Regions from separate parts of the Homo sapiens genome. Here region 1 is linked to region 2. A link is an interaction called in ENCODE POLR2A ChIA-PET data of the cell type or tissue named here. Cell type or tissue: GM12878. All regions are shown on one strand. Each heading gives the region's core, and the rest is flanking DNA. Links, peaks and the distances in the headings are about the cores only.

What was found. ChIA-PET counts read pairs that join two places held together with the same protein. Peaks named below come from ENCODE experiments on the same cell type or tissue, not always from the same donor. Only the 100,000 strongest peaks of a DNase experiment are listed, where the experiment ranks them.
Region 1: POLR2A ChIA-PET joins it to region 2 with 7 read pairs; 7 of 35 experiments call an interaction of 5 or more read pairs at or near these places.

What each region holds. Positions count from the first base shown.
Region 1 is chr12:124,919,007-124,925,710 of GRCh38, forward strand. It overlaps TRA-TGC3-2 (tRNA-Ala (anticodon TGC) 3-2), which reads right to left and starts at 2,820; the gene lies at 2,749-2,820. RefSeq lists a silencer at 48-197, enhancers at 2,026-2,215, 2,051-2,729, 2,296-2,615 and a cis regulatory region at 2,271-2,441. In GM12878, for the core only: a CTCF peak has its summit at 423; DNase peaks (open chromatin) are centred at 396, 1,225, 2,385 and 2,936; H3K4me3 peaks cover 3,018 bases; H3K27ac peaks cover 3,549 bases.
Region 2 is chr12:124,771,554-124,778,583 of GRCh38, forward strand. It overlaps SCARB1 (scavenger receptor class B member 1), which reads right to left. Exons shown (of 13, transcript NM_005505.5): 13 at 5,303-7,030. Among named protein-coding and RNA genes, the nearest start is that of SCARB1, 89 kb to the right of the region's middle. RefSeq lists enhancers at 524-593, 2,715-2,874, 2,885-2,934, 2,995-3,154 and a silencer at 2,510-2,804. In GM12878, for the core only: no CTCF peak of the experiment used is centred there; a DNase peak (open chromatin) is centred at 3,238; H3K4me3 peaks cover 872 bases; H3K27ac peaks cover 4,007 bases.

The sequences.
Region 1 (6,704 bases), core at 1-5,000, 150 kb after region 2:
AGGCATGGTGGCCTACACGTGTAATCCCAGCATTTTTGGGAGGCCAACGTGAGAGGGTCACTTCAGCCCAGGAGTTAAACACCAGCTGAGCTACATGGTGAAACCCTGTCTCTACCAAAACAAACAAACAAAAATTAGCCAGGCGGTGGTGCATGCCTGTAGTTCCAGCTGCTCAGGAGGATGAGGTGGGAGGATCACTTGAGCCCAGGAGTTTGAGGCTGCAGTGAGCTGTGATTGCACCACAGCACTCCAGCCTGGGCAACAGAAACAGACCCTGTCTCAAGCAAAATAAATAAATAAATAAACAAAAGAAGAAACAAAGTAAAACAGAAGTGAAACTGCCTTTGCAAAAGTCATAACAGAAAATTATTACAGTGAAAGAGATCTGACCTCACTGACTCCATCTCGCGTCTAACCTCCAAACTGTCTTTGTTCATTCCTAGGTGTAGGCTGAACTGACTTTGGAGGAGCTTAGTTTATAGTTTAATTCTGAAACAAAGGTGATAGCCTTTTCCTAAAACAAGCCCCCTTCCTGCCTGCGCACTAGACTGCTTTGCAGGACTAACAAATTGGCCACAAGATTACAAATTATGGTTTAGGAGTCACGCAGCTGGAGACTGCAAGATTCTGTCCATGCTGAAATTGCTCCTGAGGATAACATCACTATTGTAAAACCTAAGACCAGTGCTTGAGATATTTTGCATACTCTGCACTCAGTGGGCCGACTGACACCACCCAGATTGATAAACTGGCTCATCTGGTCTTGTGGCCCCCACCTAGGAACTGACTCAGGGCAAAGGGACAGCTTCGACTCCCTGTGATTTCATCTCCGACCCAACCAATCAGTACTCCCGATTTCCCGACCTCCCTACACACCAAATTATCCTTCAAAACTCCAATCCCTGAGTTTTCAGGGAGACTGATTTGAGTAATAGTAAAACTCCCGTCTCCCACACTGCCAGCTGTGTGTGAATTAAACGTTCTCTATTATGGCAGGGCGAGGTGGCTTGCGCCTGTAATCCCAGCACTTCGGGAGGCTGAGGTGGGCGGATCACAGTTTCCCTGTCCTAATAAATGGGCTCTGTCTAGGCAGCGGGCAAGGAGAAACTGTTGGGCAGTTACAGAAGCATGTAAGTTTTGTGTTAGGCCTGATGACTTCAGAAATTATCTTCAATGATTTTCCCCTAAAACCTTGTTGACATTTAGGGAGAAATAACCTTTCCTGAAGCTCATTAGAAACAAGCTGTCACCAATGCGTCACCACCTAACTGGTGAGTCAGTTCGCAAGTTTCATTTTCTTCATCTCAAAAATGAAAGCTCTAGATCTAGGATTAGACGCTTTTACCATTTAAAACATGAAGTCAAGTCAAATGAAAGAAAGGGGCTGACAGGTGAGGAATTCATTATAATTGCAAAGAACTGTACCACAGAATGCAGCCGAATCCCTTCTTTCATTCTTATTATTATTTAGAGAGCTGGGAACTGGTTAAACTTTAAAAAATATAATTTATTTTTATGTATTTATTTTTGCCTAAAGATCATTCATGCAAGTAAATCAATCTCCCCTCCCCTCCCCTTCCCCTTTCCCTCCCCTTCCCCTTCCTTTCCTTTCCTTTCCTTTCCGAGCCAAGGTCTCCCTTTGTTGCCCAGGCTGCTTTCAAACTCCTGGCCTCAAGCAATTCTCCTGCCTCATGCCTCCCAAAGTGCTGGGATTACAGGCCTGAGCCACCATCTTTTGCTTTCAGTGATAAAACACAGAAACACAGTGGAGGTGAAAGCAACTCCATCTTGGTTGCTAATCCACCAAGATAACTTCCGATTAATGCCTCTTCCAGGAAGGTCTCTAAGATTTCTACTTTACTGTTACCATAAATTCTGCCCTTAGATCAGAACAACCTAGATCATAAATCCTTCCCTTATGCGGATTCACATAACATTCTTGCCTTGCTTGAGGGGTCAACTTCAATTGTCCTACATATATTCCTTCCCTATGGTATGGAAGCCCTGGGCCGGGGGTTATGGCGCAGCAAACCTTATATCCTCTGATGACCACCCTGAGACTATGGCTTCTGTTGGTAAGTCCCTAATAAATGTTTTTTCCTGAGAAACTGGGTTTGTCAACCCCTTTCTTTGGCCTCTCAGCTCCCTTGGCCTTTGGGGTAGGTTTGCATAGGCCTGCTCACCCCGGAACACAGTGTATGAATATAAATGTAAATTGCACTTGCATTACAGCCGTGGAGACGTGTTGCTGAGGAAGCAGAGAGCAAAGCCCCGCTGGGATGTGAGTTTGCTTCTGGGTTCCTCCCATGCAAATGAGGTGGTTCGTGGCAGTGCAGAGGAGGAGTGAGATGGCAAACAGGGGGGCCCAGACCTTCCAGCAACTTACACACTTGCCCTCTGATGGCCAAGAATGCGTCAACAGCCCTCGAGGCCAGTGCAGTACAATCATGGTGGCACGAGATGTGGTGTACACTCCCCAAATGATCATCCTGCTCACTTTTGCTGTGGTTTCAGTCATCAAGTCAGGTTTTGCCTTAACACTTTTCTGCTGATTACTCCCATCAGCCTCTTCTAACTCATGTGCATTTGAAACATTAGAGATTTCAGAATGGGAAGATCACACCTGGTGTGAGAATCTGAGCTCCAAGTAGTGCCTGGAATCACAATGCTTATGATAATCACATCCATGGCACTTTAATGATAAAGAACCACGGACCAAAACGAATACAGAAAGCAACAAAACTACAATGGAGATGCCGGGGATCGAACCCGGGGCCTCATACATGCAAAGCATGCGCTCTACCACTGAGCTACATCCCCCTCCCTTTCCTGTACTTGCTTTTGGAAGTCCTTGCTATACTCTATTCTTAAAGGCGTTTTTCCTGTTTCCACGTGTTTCATTTTTATTTTTGGTTTTTATTATTGTTTGGACGCATAACAATTGTGCACATTTATGAGGTGTGGTGTGATGTTGTGATCTATGTACACAATTTGTAATGTTCAAATCAGGGCAATGACCACATCCATCCCTTCAAACATGTATCATTTCTCTGTGCTGGGAGACATTAAAAATCCACGCTTCCAGCTATTTGAAAACGTACAATAAGTTGTTGTATTCACTCTATAGGGACACTGGAACTTATTCCTCCTATTCAGCTGTACTTTTGTATCCAGTAACCCCCCTTTGGCTATCCCACCTCCCCCCACCTTCACTACCTGCAGTAACCACTATTCTCTCTGTGAGACCAACTATTTCAGCTTCCGCACGTGAGTGAGATCATGCAGTATTTATCTTTCTGTGCCCGGTTTATTTCACTTTATGTAATGTCGCCCAAACTTAGCCATGTTTTTATTTTTGTTTCGTAGAGGAAAAATGACAGGATTTCATTTTGTTTTGTATTTTTTTAAGGTCGAATAGTATTCTATTGCGTATGTACACATTTTCTCTATCCATGTATCTGTTGACGGACACATCTAGGCACTTATGAATAAAGCTGCAATACACACGGGAGTGCGAGAGGCTTTTAGTTTTTGGTTGGTTGGTTTGTTTTGAGACAGAGTTTTGCTCTGTCGCCCAGGCTGGAGTGCAGTGGCATGATCTGGGCTCACTGCAACCTCCGCCTCCTGGGTTCAAGCGATTCTCCTGCCTCAGCCTCCCGAGTAGCTGGGACTACAGGCGTGCACCACCACGCCTGCTAATTTCTGTATTTTTAGTAGAGATGGGGGGGGGTTCAGCATGTTGGCCAGGCTGGTCTCGAACTCCTGACCTCAGGTGATCTGCACCCCTTGGCCTCCCAAAGTGCTGGGATTACAGGCGTGAGCCACTGCGCCCAGCCAAGGATATTTTCTAAATTAAACTTTTGTGTGTTTAAGTGAGTGTTAGAGTTTAGCAAAACCACCACAACAACAAAAAATTGTTTTATGTTTCCCAAGTAGGTTAGCTCTTCATAACCTTGCAACTAAAATTCTAGCGGATACCAGAACCAAGGAACAAATGTAAACTGACCCATTCTTAAATGTTCCTCTTCACAGACAGAAGAGAAGAGAAGGAAAATCGAGTTTCTTTCCAACAAATAAGGGCATTGGCTTGATTGTACCTTCACCCAGAAACCTCTGATTTCTCATCCTTTAAAACCATACCAACCTTCAGTGACTTTGAGGTTTGCATATCAGCTGGAAGACATTTTTTCCTCCCAAAAGAACTATTATGGCCGTGCGCCATGGCTCATGCCTGTAATCCCAGCACTTTGAGAGGTAGAGGTCGGCGGATCACTTGAGGCCAAGAGTTTGAGACCAGCCTGGCCAACATGGCGTGAACCCCGTCTCTACCAAAAATACAAAAAATTAGCCGGATGTGGTGGCGAGCGCTTGTAGTCCCAGCTACTCGGGAGGCTAAGGCGAGAGGATTTTTGGAGCCCAGGAGGCAGTGGTTGCAGTAAGCCAAGATCATCCCACAGCACGCCAGCCTGGGAGACAGAGGGAGACCACATCTAAAAAAAAAAAAAAAAAAAAAAAATCCGTCTGAATATAAATATCAGCAAACTGAAAAGAAACATATCCACTTCCCAGAATGAGGGCTTCAGCTTGGAGGAAGGAGTCTCTTTACAATTGCCCACCGAAAAGAGCCATTCTTTTTGTTTGTTTGTTTGTTTGTTTTTTTGAGACCGAGTCTCGCTTTGTCGCCCAGGCTAGAGTGCAGTGGCAGGATCTTGGCTCACTGCAGCCACCGCGTCCCGGGTTCAAACGATTCTCCTGCCTCAGGCTCCTGAGTAGCTGGGATTACAGGCGTGCACCACTACGCCCAGCTAATTTTTGTATTTTTAGTAGAGACGGGGTTTCACCATGTTGGTCAAGCTAGTCTCAAACTCCTGACCTCGTTATCCGCCCCCTGCCCCCCTCCCGCCCGCCCCAGCCTCCCAAAGTGCTGGGATTACAGGCGTGAGTCACCGTGCCCGGCCCTAAGAGCCATTCTTAAACTGTGAATTTGCATCTCTCTTCCAGAGGGTTTCTTAAGCACACCAGGGGAGAGAAGTCACAATGTCTGGTGTCCTTCAGGTCATCAAAAAGCTGTTCCTTGGGGAAAGAATGGGTGAGAAGCTAGGAGAGGGCGGAAAACTGAAGGCTATACCTCTTTCCATCAGCCTTGAGATTTCTTGGCTGGAAATAGACACTTATTGTGATAAGGAAAGCTTGCATCAAAAATGTCCTGCCGCCTCGTTCTCCATAGTTCCCTGACAGCTGCTGGCACTTGAAACTCTTCCTAGCCAAAGACCATGCAAAATTGTCAGAAAAGTTAGTAGCCTGGGGGCAAGAAGTGCTGGACACAGCAGCTGTGATTGCATCACCTAACCTCTGGGCCTCATCTGTGAAAGAGATTTCAATGTACCTACCTCATCTGGTTATTGTGACAATTTAATGAGTTACACATAAAATATGTATAATAGTGTCTGGTAGAAAGCACAGGCTCTGGGCTGGGTGCAGTGGCTCAGGTCCATAATCCCAGTGCTTTAGGAGGCCGAGGTGGGAGGACTGCTTGAGCCCAGGCGTTCAAGACCTGCCTGGGAAACACAGTGAGACACCCCACCCCACCCCCACTCAGGAGGCTGAGGCAGGAGGATCTCGTGAGTCTGGGAGGTCAAGACTGCAGTGAGCTGAGATTGTACCACTGCACTCCAGCCTGGGCGAAAGAGCAAGACCCTCTCTCAAAATTAAATAAATAAATAAGGCCAGGTGCACTGGCTCGCAACTGTAATCCCTGCACTTTGGAAGGCCGAGATGGGTGGATCACCTGAAGTCAGGGGTTCGAGACCAGCCTGGCCAACATGAGGAAACCCCGTCTCTATTAAAAATACAAAAAATTAGCTGGTCATGGTGGCACGGGTCTGTAATCCCAGCTACTCAGGAGACTGAGGCAGGAGAATCGCTTGAACCCAGGAGGCGGAGGTTGCAGTTAGCCGAGATTGCACCACTGCACTCCAGCCTAGGCAACAAGAGCAAAACTCCGTCTCAAATAAATAAATAAATAAATAAATAAATAGAAGGCAGGAACTGTGAAATGTGGGTCTGGCTTTTATAAATGTTATTATCATAGGACTCTGCTGGAGGGCAGTTGCCTCTTCTATTCAGCCCGGCGTGATGCTTTGCTGACCCGTTTTGGAGAGATGGGGGAGAGCAGGAGGGCAGTGGGGAGGTGAGGAATAGGGACCACCGTGTAAACCATCCTCTGACCTCATTTCCCCAGCCTAAGTGGGAGCCACGGGAGAGAGACCCTGGCAGCAGAAGAGCAGGATGGCGCCATAGGTGGCATCATTTTGGATGTGGTTGAGGAGCAAGCCCACGGGTTGTTCTCAGTCCGCAAGTGCCCCTGCTTCCTCTTGTGCCCACCCACCTGGCTGCCAGAGGGCACTGCTCAAACAAACCTGAATGTTTCTCTCTGCATGAAACTCTCAGAATCAAACCCATACCTCCTGCCCTCCATATCCCTTCAAGGTACGATGTAATCCGGCCTCTGAGGACCGCTCTGACTTCACCTCCTTCTGCCCCACTCCTCCGTCCTCCCTATCCTCTTCCATGGGTGCTTCTGCCACACCAGCTTCCTCACTGTTTCTTCCCAGTTCAGGGCCTTTGCACTTGCTGTTCCCTCTGCCTAGAATGCTGTTCCCAGTTCTTTTTTTTTTTTTTTTTTTTTTGAGACGGAGTTTTGC
Region 2 (7,030 bases), core at 1,156-6,155:
ACAGCAATCTTCACTCCCACCTCACGGCAGTCTCAGAGAGGTTATGAATTGCTCCAAGGCCACCCAGCAACTTGAGCAGAGCAGGGAGTAGCACGCAGGTACTGGGAGTAGCACGCAGGTACTGGGAGTAGCACGCAGGTACTGGGAGTAGCACGCTAAGGAGGAGCAGACATCGTGTGACCCTGGTCGCCCTGTTATAGGGTTGTCACTCTTGTTCCCAAGGCCCCAGAGAGAAAGGGTTAAGACCCCTTTGAAAATCTGAAGACTTGAGGAAATGCTTCCCAGAATAAAACGCCCAGACACACACGTAAAATACAATTTCTAGGGGTCACGGGTTTCCGAAGCCAGGCTGTGGACCACAGCTTCCCCAGTTTAAAATCAATCCACTCCGCTCCAGGAACCGGGTGATCCGCAGCCCCTCCCAGGCAGCAGCCTCTGGACCACCTGTGTGCACAGCTCGCCCCCCAGTGGCCGAGCTCGGAATCGTCCTGAAGTCTCGCGTGCTGCAGCCAGATTGCAGGGGATCGCGGATGGAGAGACAAGTCGGGGGGACTTTACCCCCAGGATGGGGAAAAGTCACCCACAATTCAAGCAAAGATGACCCTTGTGACAGATTAACATTTCAGGGCCGCTACCTGGAGAATGGACGGCTCGGGACACGCGTGGGAGCCGGGAGGCCAGTGGACCAGACTGGCAGAGCCTTCAGGTGAGACAGGATGGCTCCAGGGCAGGGGCTCGGACACAGGGTCCCTGGCCCTGGACCCACCCACGGGGCCGCCACCTCTTGAGCCCCACGCTGACCCCGAGAGGCATTGTTTTCAGCCGAGGACCACCGCCCTGGCCCACTCCATTCACTATCCACTTCACCCATCTCTCCTGGGTGACATCGCTGCAAAGCAGGAGACGTCCCTGCAAAGCAGATCTGAGTCACCTGCTTTAAAGGAGAGAACAGTAGGTCTCCAGAGAGGCTGTGTGACTTGTCCAGGGTCCCACAGCTAGTAAGTGGCAGAACTGTAAAGTTGTTTGAGAGGAAGGGCCGCCTCTGTCTGGTCCACAATTGCACCCCCTGTGCCTAGCGCGTAGTGAGCACTGGATAAGTATGTGTTGAAAGAATGGGTGTCCGCGTGAGCCAAGGAGTACTAAGGAATGTGAGTAACCGCCCCGGCCAAAAATATTCGTTTCCAGCACAAGGGCATGTACCGGGGTTTATGCTGCAGGTCCTTGGAGTTTGGGGTTACAGCAACTGGTGTCAGGACTTCTGGTATTCTAGAACATTCTAGTATCAACTGAGATACAAAGTGCCCCAGGAGTCCTGAGACAGGGAAGAACAGCAAGCAGGAGTGATGGGGGAGGGGTGCTTCCTGGAGGAGAGGGCATGGCTGGAATTGCGCCTTTGATGATGGCGAAGACTGAGAGAGGCAGAGAGGGGGGAAAAGGCCACGCAGGGGCGATGCAGGCCGAGCAGGAAGAAGGGTGCATGGGACACAATCATGGGATGGTGCAGAGATTGCAGGTAGCAGGCTGCTTCGAGGTACTGGGAGGAACGTCCTTAATAGTTAGGTATTTATTTTAATGGCGACTGGAAAACTATTACTTGCCCAAAGGACCCATAATTTCACAGATATGACTGCCTTCCTTTTAAAATAAAATTCTTTAAGAAAAAAAGTAAGCCAAATTAAATCAACATGGTAAGTAGTGGAGTCCCATCGTTGGCAGGGGCTGGCGCCTGAAGTGAAGGCATGAGAAGAAAGTCTCGCAGAGTCAAAGATGCTCAGAATCAGAGACACTGAAGCTCGACCGGGTGTCCCGAACCCCAGCCCTCCAGCTGTGGGGCAGGCGGTGCTTCCCTCCCTGAGCCCTGGCTAAGGTCGTTGGCTGGGCTTAAGACCAAGGATGTGTCCAAACGCACACCCTACAAAAAAATCAAACCTCACTCAGAAGCAAGATGTTCACCCAATGAGACACACGGGAGGCTAAGTCCCTCGGGAACACACACACACACACACACACACACACACACACACACACCCCACACACACACAAACACAAGAATGACTTAAGGGCCAGGGCAGTGGCTCATGCCTGTTATCCCAGCACTTTGGGAGGCCGAGGCGGGCGGATCGCTTGAGCCTGGGAGTTGGAGATCAGCCTGGGCGACACGGCGAAACCCCATCTTTACAAAAATATACAAAAAATTAGCCGGGTGTAGTGGCACAGGCCTATAATCCCACCTACTTGGGAGGCTGGCTGAGGTGAGAGGATCGCCTGAGCCTGGGAGGTTGAGGCTGCAGTGAGCAGTGATTGTGCCAGCCTAGGTGACAAAGTGAGACCCTGTCTCCAAAAAAAAAAAAAAAAAAAAAAAAAAACCGAATGCCTTCTGGGGCCTGTCTTTTTTTCTGTTTTATGAGCAGGTAGACTTGAATGCAAGAGTTAAAACTGTCTGTGATGTGTTGCATACACAGATTAAGTCAAAATCCTCACCGTGGCTATCAAATAACCAAAGCTGGCCTCAGCTTCCCAGAGGATCAGACATGGGGAGTTTGAAGGGAACCATCCTCGGGGCCTGGACTCTCTCCTGAGCTTGTCACTCGCCTGCCATTTCCCCGGGCAGGTCACAAGACCCCCCACCCCTCCACTCTACAGCCAACGGGCAAAGCCTCCCTGACCTCCAGCCCCAATCAGAGGGAACTTCCCGGACACAGGTTTCGAGAACCCATCTAAAGATTGGGTAAGAAATGCTTTTGCAAGCCGGTGGTTTCCACTTTGCTGCTTTCTACAAATTTGAAGAAAGGTCAAACGGACCTGTCTGCTGGGAGATCAGTGAGAATCGCTTCCAATGACAGATCGCCGTGTGACATTCGCATACTACCCAGAAGGAGTATAAGAATTCCACTCCCAGTGACTTCCTTATGAAAACAAGGCTTCTCTGCACTTGCAGGGACAAAGAATTGATGGTAAAAATTGGTTTCATTCTAGCAATACGTGACAGTCATTCACGGATACATGAATTAATTGGGGGTGGAGAGGAAGTCCCACTCATCTCAGGACAAGAAGTATTTCTAAGCAAATAAAAGCCACAATGAGAAACCACTACGAAGGGCTGAAGTTTTTTAAAACTGAAAACACCAAGATGCTGGTGAGGACGCAGAGCTGATGGGAATGCAGCCTGGTACAGCGACTGTGAAACTGGCAGTCCCCCAAAAGTGAAACGCAGAGCTCCAGTTTGACTCAGCAGCTCCACTCCGAGGTATACACCCCAGGGAAATGAACGTACGCCTTCACACACAAATCTGTACATGAACGTTCACAGCAGCTTTGTTCATAGTTGCTGATGTGGTTTGGCTGCGTCCCTGCCCAAATCTCATCTCGAATTGTAGTTCCCATAATTCCCATGTTGTGGGAGGGAGCCAGTGGGAGATCATTGAATCATACGGGCGGTTAACCCCATACTGTTCTCCTGGTGGTGAGTAAGTCTCACAAGATCTGATGGTTTGATCGGGGGTTTCCCCTTTCACTTGGCTCTCATTCTCTCTTCTCTGGTCCCATGTAAGACATGACTTTGCTTCTCCTTTGCCTTCCACCATGATTGTGAGGCCTCCCCAGCCATATGAACTGTGAGTTCATGAAACCTTTTTTCTTTAAAAGTTACCCAGTCTTGGGTATGTCTTTATCAGTGGCGTGAAAACCAACTAATGCAATTGCCAAAGGCTGCAACCACTCTACGTGTCCCTCAATAAGTGAACGGCTGAAAAGCACTGGTGTGTGCACCCCATGGAGTTCTGCTCAGCAGTGAAAAGAAAGGAACTATTGCTACACACAACAACAGGCATGCATCTAGAGACAGTGCTGAGTGAAGGAAGCCAGGCTCAGAGGGTTACAGGCTGTAGATCCCATTTAGAACATTCTGGAAAAGGTAAAAATAGCTAGTGGCCAAGGGCTAAGCATGGGGATGAGGGACTTCCCTACAAAGTGGGAGGAAGGCAGCACAGGTCGCAGGCTGGGTGCAGTGGCTCACGCCTCTAATCCCAGCACTTTGGTAGGTTGAGGTGGGACTAATGCTTGAAGCCAAAAGTTTGAGACCAGCCTGGGCAACAGAGCCAGACCCCCATCTCTACAAAAAAAAAATTAGCCAGGTGTGGTGGCACACATCTGTGGTCCCAGCTACTCGGAAGGCTAAGTCAGGAGGCTCTCCTGAGCCTGGGAGGTGAAGGCTGCAGTGAGTCAAGATTGAACCACTGCACTCTAGCCTGGGCAACAGAGCGAGACTCTGTCTCAAAAAAAAAAAAAAAAAAATTATGGGAGCCCACTGTAAAACAAACAAAAACAAAGGGAAGACATGAGGAAATCTTGGGGGATGATGAAATTGTTTTGTCTTGATTGTAGGGGTAATGACTCAACTCTATAAACATGTCAAAATTCATGGAATTGTACACACACTCACACACAACTCTAATCTGTAAATGAAAAAGATATATAAAATGCATACCAAAAGGACATGCATTCCAATAAAATTTTGCTACTTTGATATGTCACATAAAACATAGTAATATAGTTTTGACCAATTGTGTCCTGAGACTTGAAAGGCAATCCAGATGGTATAGGCTAAATGTTTGTGTTGACCCAAAATTCCTGTTGAAGCCCTAACCTCCAGTGTGGCTGTGTCTGGAGATGGGGCCTCTAAGAAAATAATTAAATGAGGCCCTGATCTGATAGCATCAGTGTCCTTATAAGAGACACCACAGAGCTCTCGCTCTCCCTCTCTCTTCCCCCTTTCACACCGAGGAAAGGCCATGTGAGGACACAGAGAAGGCGGCCGTCTGAAGCCAGGAAGAGACGCCTCACCAGAACCCAACCCTGCTGGAACCCTGGTCTCAGACTTCCAGCCTCCAGAGCTGTGAGAAATAAATGGTTTAAGCCACCTATTGATGGTATTTTTTCTTTTTGAGACAGTGTCTCACTCTGTCTCGCAGGCTGGAGTGCAGTGGCATGATCACAGCTCACTGCAGCCTCAACCTCTTGGCTTCCAGCAATCCTACCTCAGCCTCCTGAGTAGTTGGGACCACAGGCGCCCACCACCACGCCTGGCTAATTTTTGTATTTTTTTTGTATTGATGAGGGTCTCACCATATTACCCAGACTAGTCTTGAACTCCTGGCATCAAGCAATCCTCCGGTCTTGGCCTCCCACAGGGCTGGGATTACAGGCGTGTGCCACCACGCCCGGCCTTGATGGTATTTTGTTATGGCAGCCCCAGACCTAAAAAAATTTACCCTTGATGGTCACAAGAAATAAAAAAAAAAAGTTTGCTTCAACTTATATATTTATGTTGCAGGCAAGTATAGGAGTGATTAATAAAAGGCTTAAAAGCATCAAATATAAATATCATTTAGATAAAATTTTAGGAGGGAAGAAGAAAGGAAATACAAGTTTAAGGGGAAAAGGGCTAACATTTCTGACCATAAAAGAGCTTGTTCGTATATTCTTTGAAATGTTCGGCAGTGAATACCCTCTCCTCTCCTAGTTAGATCCCAGCGGGCACACTTAAATACTGATGAAATGGTCTCATATTCAAACATCAACGATGATGACAATCGGAGAAAATTCCATCCTTTGCAATGATCTACACTTAAGATGAGAACTTTTAGATGGCTCCAATCTGTTCTCTTACCCGCTTCTCTTCTTCACCATTTATGTAACGAGCAGAAAGCAAAGGCCTAGAACAACACGGGGCATGTCCTATGGGCACCAGGATTTGTAGATAAATGCACAGAAACACATCCAGGGGGCCCCATGCAAAAGTGGCAAAAGCGTCTGCACTGGGGGCTGTGGGATGGGACTCAGACCCTGCTGCTTCTAAACAAGGGCGTACTCATGCAGTATTTCTATGAAACTCAACATTGCACAAGGTTGAAATTTGAAAACAACAGGAAGGTAAGCCAGCAGCCCGGCCCTGGGAGAGACGCTCTTGGCAGCCACCAGAAAGGAGCTATTGACCAAGAGAAGAGGAGCCCGGAACTTCCCAGAGGCCCCCACCCCCACGACCTCAGCAAACAAGGCTGTCACAGAGGCAGGCATCCCATTTTTTTAAACGTTTATTACTTCAAGAGTGAATTATTTTTCAAAGATGATAAAACTCATTTCTATTCCAGTAGAAAAGGGTCACAGGTTTGCCCCAGGGTCCAGGAGCGCCCGGAAGGCAGGGCCCCCAGGCCTCTTCACCTCAGCCTGGGCACCTATAATCTGAGGGACCCTGTGAGGGGGTGGGGGCAGCTCGGGGGCACAGCCTGCGGCCACTTCGGCCAGAGAGTGGCCGGCTCAGTCCATAGGATGATGTCAGTTTAGGCTGGAGGAAAAGGGCGCCAGACAACCCGATGCAGTGCCTGTGAAGACTTCGGGGGGATCAAAGTCCGGCCGGGGTGGGCGGAGACCCTCGGGCAGCTGCACAGGGCATCTTGTGCTCACTCCATTGTTTTCCGAGGCCTGTGTAAAGGCGCTTTGCCTGGCCTGGCAGGTAGACCAAGGCCAAAGCTCGTGGCCAGGGCCTGGGCACTGAGTCCCCACTGAATTTGGCACAGGAAGGCGGCACTCCCAGCCTGGCCCGTCCTGCATGGGGAGCCACCACACCGGGACTGCAGTGTTTCACCTTGGAGGGGAGGAAGCCTGGGCCCAACGGCTGAACGGGACAGGCCAGGCTCACCCGAGGAAGGGGACGCAGGACCCACAGCCCCTGTGGTCAGGCCTGTGGGCCACGTGGAGAGAAGGTTCCAGAACAGTGCTTGTTGACGAGCCTCTCCCTACAAGTCCCTTCAGCAGCAGCTCCATCCCTGAGTGTCTGCACAAGCCTGCACGCATGTGTGTATGTGTGCCAGGGCGTGTGTGCAGGTGTGCAACAGGCACATGGCAGCTGGGAGGCTCAGGCTGTGGGGCTGGGGGGCTGTCCGCTGGGAGAGTCCGGGAGAAGCGGGGTGTAGGGGCTGGGGGGCCGGTCAGGCCCAGCGGCCAGGCCTGGCTGGCTCACGGTGTCCTCAGG